Regions from separate parts of the Homo sapiens genome. Here region 2 is linked to region 1. The links are chromatin loops, found by intact Hi-C in ENCODE. Cell type or tissue: psoas muscle. All regions are shown on one strand. Links, peaks and the distances in the headings refer to the core of each region. The heading gives the core; the rest is flanking DNA.

What was found. Peaks named below come from ENCODE experiments on the same cell type or tissue, not always from the same donor. Only the 100,000 strongest peaks of a DNase experiment are listed, where the experiment ranks them.
Region 2: it touches region 1 in a loop (4-fold over the local background); 19 of 110 quality-filtered maps call a loop at or near these places.

The regions. Positions count from the first base shown.
Region 1 is chr21:29,306,283-29,309,199 of GRCh38, reverse strand. The region is part of intron 1 of BACH1 (BTB domain and CNC homolog 1); the gene reads right to left. Among named protein-coding and RNA genes, the nearest start is that of BACH1, 8.8 kb to the right of the region's middle. In psoas muscle, for the core only: no CTCF peak of the experiment used is centred there; no DNase peak of the experiment used is centred there.
Region 2 is chr21:29,103,249-29,106,165 of GRCh38, reverse strand. It overlaps a transcript of MAP3K7CL not described here. Among named protein-coding and RNA genes, the nearest start is that of MAP3K7CL, 26 kb to the left of the region's middle. RefSeq lists enhancers at 1,718-1,797, 1,828-1,887. In psoas muscle, for the core only: a CTCF peak has its summit at 1,695; no DNase peak of the experiment used is centred there; H3K27ac peaks cover 1,571 bases.

The sequences.
Region 1 (2,917 bases), core at 305-2,804:
TGTAACACCTGTCCCCCAGGTTCAAGCAATTCTCATGCCTCAGCCTCCCAAGTAGCTGGGATTGCAGGCGAGCATCACCACGCCCAGATAATTTTCATATTTTTAGTAGAGACAGGGTTTCACCATGTTGGCCAGGCTGGTCTCGAACTCCTGACCTCAGGTGATCTGCCTGCCTCGCCCTCCCATAGTGCTGGGATTACAGGCATGAGCCACCACACCCGGGTCTGGTGAATTAATTTCTAAATAACACTCACTAGATCATATAACCAATCTCATGCATCACTGAAAGGAACCTGACACTAAACTGTGCTCAACTTAAATCATCAAGGTCTATAGTTATACATACTACATATGGACAACTAGAAGAAGAGAACACTAGGAAGTATTTCACTACAAGTTACTTTCAATACAGAGGATTAAGCATCCATGTTCTATTTTCATAATGAAATAAAGATTCTTCATATGCCATCTTGTTTTTTAAACTGTAAAAATTACAACCATAATTCATATTCTTTAGGAGGCGAAAGCCCTAAAACTAGTTGATGGCCAAAATGACCCCCTGCAGGTTTAAGAGTTGACACACATAGTATGCATAGTAACCGAAAAGATAAAATAAACAAAAAAAGTGCTCTTCAAATTCCTAACTATACACCAACTCACAATAAAATTTGAGTCAAAAAGGGGGGTGAGGGTGGAGGGAGGTGCTTAAGAGTATAAAAAAGAATGTTAACAATTTTAATTAAATAAAACAGAAGTTACCGTAGGGCAATCAGTATATCATATGAATCACAAATTTGAAACTGTTTTATTCAAGTAGAGATACTAAACTGAAATGTCTTATTTAAAAACAACCTAATCCACTAATCCCTAACAGCCACCGTAGGGCCACAGTTTCTCAATATACATAGCTAAAACTAAAAACATAAGTCTATTTTTTACTATTTAACTTGGGAGTCAAAATAATCATTTCTAAAATGAGGATTTCCAAGCTACAGATTTGCACCAGTGATCTCAGTAACTACTTTTCATTATATCATAACCACAAGATTCAGCCAAATAAGGAACAATTTGCAGCCTATAAATAAAGCTGAAATATAGCTCAGTTTAAATAGCATCTGAGGAACTACTGAGTAGGGAAATACTATTGCATTTATCTGAGACAAAAATTATATTGGTAGTACAAGTCTTTCTAAATTCTATCCAAAAAACTAATACCAGTTCAGAAGCCTACTCTGGCCATTTATCACAGTCTATTTGTTACTCTCAAAAAGAAACAACCATTGAGCAATTCTCATTTTGTAAATTTACAACACTCAAGTGTTTAGGATTTACATTATTTGTCTGCCTTTCACAGCACAGAAAGCACCCAGACCTGCGATTGAGAAGGAACAAGAATGAAATACAAAAGTGCTTTTACACAGTGATCATACTTGTAACAACATACACAGGTGTCCCCCTTATCTACAGGGGATACATTCCAAGAACCCCAGTGGATACCTGAAACTGCAGATAGTAACAAACCCTATATATATACTATGCTTTTTCATCAAGCACAGTAAGAGATTAACAATAATAAAATACAACAATTATAACCATATACTGTAATAAAAGTTATGTGAATGTGATGTTTGTCTCTTTCTCAAAATATCTATTGTATTTAATATTTTTGGACTTCATCTGACCACAGGTAACAAACTGCTGAAAGTAAAACAGTGGGTGGGGATCCTACTGTATTTCAAAATTGCTAAGAGAGTAGATTTAAAGGTTCTCACCACACACACACACACACACAAAGGTAAGTGAGGTAATGGACATGTTAATTAGCTTGATTTAATCTTTCTACAATGTACACATACAGCAAAACAGAAAAGTTAGGAGTACTACAAGAATACTGTATAAACTTAAGGTGGCATTAATTTTAAAGTCTGAAAAGAATGACGAATAAGCTAACTACGGGACAGCTTTCCCTTCGAGGAGGGGAATGAGTGTGTAGAAAAGGGAAGATGTTCCTGTTTGTACTCCTGATTCAAGAATTTGCATTCTAAAGAATCCTGACCCATCTAGCCAATGAACTAACAATTCTATCTGAGCCAGGCTGGCCTCAGCACTCAGTGCAAGCCATAGAGACCACAGGTGGGTGTGCACTATGGACTGAGGGACAGAGTAGTCCTCTTAGTATACACATAATCAGAAACTACAAGATATAATTATATGTTCTCCTCTCCCTGAAAGGAATAAGACAATGGCAGGGAACTTTTGAAATGTTTAAAGCATTGAAAAAAAAAATTATTTCTTCTATATATATTTATTGACAAAATTGGCATTTTCAATTTTTAAATAATTTTTAAATAAACCATTGATTTGATTTGATTGTAAAAGTGCTACTTGATCATAGAAGGAAATGGCATATAAGAGGAAAAAAAGTCACCTAAAATTCCAAATCCAAAGGCAAGCACATTTTCTTTTTCTCCTCCGAAGTTTGTATCTAAGTGTAGTGGTGGCAGAACTAGTAGACAAGGATGTCACTGTTAACTGCACAACACCATTCACCCCCTCACTTTCTAACCAAACCCTGACTGTGCTCACGTATCTACTCTCAACCCGAGGCCATCAACTTCCAAGGAAGTAGACCCCAGCCACAACCTAAGATGAATCACGATCCATTTATGCCAATCACAGCGGTACTATTCCCCTTGACCTTGACTCATTTAGGCACTGGCTTGTGTGCAATGCTGACCTATGAAGAGAGGAGAGAGGGACAAGGTAGCATCTGCTATGAGGCTTTAGGGAAAAATTTTTCTCACTGATAGCAACAACCTAGGAAAAAAAAAAAAAAAGTGTGTCTTCTTCCAGGAAACTTAAGTCATATTTTCTTGTGACACTTGAACTTGTGGCAGCCATCTTGCAACCATAAGAG
Region 2 (2,917 bases), core at 297-2,796, 200 kb after region 1:
GGAGTCTTATCCTTGACATGCCCTGGACCACACAGAAGAAGATGCCTTTTCCTGATTTGTGTGGAAATTCCATATAGGTTACTTATACCCCAGTCTGGCTTGATCTTAGAGCCTAGGGATTAGTGTGAGCCTACAGATGAGAAGACAGGGAGGTTCATGGGGTCTCAATTTTGTGAAGAAAAGGCCAGGAACCATGCAAGACCTGGCCAGGGATTAATTTTGTAGAGCTACCTTCAGCAACATTTTAAGAAAAAGAATTCATAAGGAGTAGAATTTTTTTCTGTCTCCCTCTATGTAGCCCTCTTCCAACAGTCAGAGTACAGGATCATATGCATTTTTTCTATCCAAGCATCAACTCCAGACAGGACTCACCTTAGTCCCATACAATGTGGGGAGGTGATTTAAAACGCTCTTGAATGTCACTGCCCCTCCTCCCCCACTGGCCCCTTCCACACAGAGCTTCTAAGACGAGATTTATGAAAAGACTGTTTCTCTGAAGGAACTGCTTATAAGCTCTTCCCCATGTGGTTTCATGGCCCTGTGCCTCTATCTGGTATGTTTTTTCCCACTGCCTGGAATCTCTTGCCCCATCCCACTTCTCCAGATAAATAATTACACACTCCTTCCTCAAGGATCCCATAGCTCTTGAATGTCCTTTAGATCATTAATCACACAGTACTAGGATTATTCCTTTATAGGTATAACTGGATAACTAAGCAGGAAGCTCCTCCCTGAGGCCAAAGACCTCATCCTTATCATCTTGGTTTTCAGCTCAGAGCTCGAGAGGCTCAGTGGAATGAGCAACAGGAAGAAGGCAGGGCAGAATCAGATCTGTTGAATGTTAATCATCAGCATGGCATGGGAAGGCGGAGGAAGAGAATGAACGATCACCTGTAGGAGGACTGAGAAAGATCAGAGAGCAAGGCCTTTTTCAATATAGCATTCCCCAGGGCAAGCTCCACTTCCAGTGATGGGGTCATTGTAGACGGAAAGCAAAAAATGAGGAATTGCCCAGAGAATGATTGGTGATTAGATCCCACCACTAACTCAGAGCTGGATTCTTGGGTGGAAATCAGACAGCTCCTGCCATTTGAATGTTAGGGGGCTTCCAATGAGACCTTCTTCCCTTTTTAGGAAACATGTGGGAAAGTCTTACCCGTGGCTTATCTCCAGTTCCCTATGCATGGTTCTTCAATAATTAGAACCCTGAGTTTCTCCAGGAGAGCTGGTGATTCATGAAAAACTATCGAATGGATCTGGTGGGGGCAAAGCTAGGCCTGTGTCCAGAGTCTTAGGCCAAGGCATGAAAAGACTGCAGGAAGGATACCACTTCGAAAAGAGGGTACATGTAGAAAGAGAATCCACCTCAGCTAACGAGGATTAGCCGAAGGACACGCTGTGGTTCATAGCAAGCGCACTTTTGGGGTGATGCTTCCTGGAGTGCTGTAATTGGAGACAACCGCACACACATTCTGCCATTCAGGCAGGTCAGCAAATACCCAGCCTTTCCTGTGTGTGATTCCAAATACTCCAGCTCAGGACAGTGTCAGGTTTCTATGGAGGACTTTTCTAATCCAGACAAGCTTTCCCGGCTTCGGCAAAGGAGGTTCTCAAATTCACAGCATGTGCGTAAGGCTGGTTAGCACAGAATTGAAAACAGCAAAGCTTGCCTCCACGTGGGGGATTTGCTTATTGTTCTGTCCACCATGCAACTGGAAATGAAACAACTACTACAGGCATCACCAACACAGGCCACGAACAATGGAATGAGAAGTCAACTCATTTAAAGGTAGGGAAAGTGATTTTCTTCTGCAGAGACAGCAATAGTTTACATGTAAACCACAGCTCTTGCCAAGAGGAGAAATGAAGAATAGTTTTGAAATGAGAACAGAAAAAACCCCGAGAAAAAAAAAATGTCTGTTGTTTTTAAAGGGTTGTCTGTGCTGGTGCTGATGCTGCTGGGACCAAGGACCACCCTTTGAGCAGCAGAGCCTCATGGGACACAAGGCCTGATACTGATTTGCAAAAAACCAAACAAACAAAAAACACACAAACTACAACAAAACAAATATGTATCAAGAAGGGGAAAAAAGTAAACAACATCATGGCAAGAGTTTGTGTTGCTGGGTGCTCTCAACACAAATTAAAGCATTGTCAGTTTCCTCCATATTAGGTATCTACTGCTGTGCAAGAAAAAAAAAATTACTCCAAAAGCTTAAAACAGGAATTGCCAAACTTTTTATTTTAGTTTAGTTTAGTTTTGAGACAGGGTCTCACTCTGTCACCCAGGCTGAAGTGCAGTGGAGCAATCACAGCTTGGCTCACTGCAGCCTCAACCTTCTGGGCTCAAGTAATCCTCCCAACTCAGCCTCCCTGAGTAGCTGGGACTACAGGTGCATAACATCATGCCTGGCTAATTTTTTTTTTTTTTGAGACAAAGTCTCACTCTGTCACCCAGGCTGGAGTGCAGTGGCACGATCCCGGCTCACTGCAACCTCCACCTCCCAGGTTCAAGCAACTCTCCTGCCTCAGCTTCCCAAGTAGCCTGGACTACAGGAGCATGCCACCACGCCTGGCTAATTCTTTTGTACTTTTAGTAGAGATGAAGGGTTTCATCACGTTGGCCAGACTGGTCTCGAACTCCTGACCTCAAGTGATCTGCCCTCTTCGGCCTCCCAAAGTGCTGGGATTACAGGCATGAGCCACCGCGTCTGACTGTAATTTTTAATTTTTTTTTTGTAGAGATGGGTCTTATCATGTTTCCCAGGCTGGTCTGGAACTTCTGGGCTCCTGTGATCCTCCTGCCTCAGCCTCCCAAAGTGCTGGGATGACAGACGTGAGCCACCATGCCCAGCCATGAACCTTCCTTCTGTAACATACGGCCAAATGGTAAACATCTTCAGCTTTGTGGGTCACA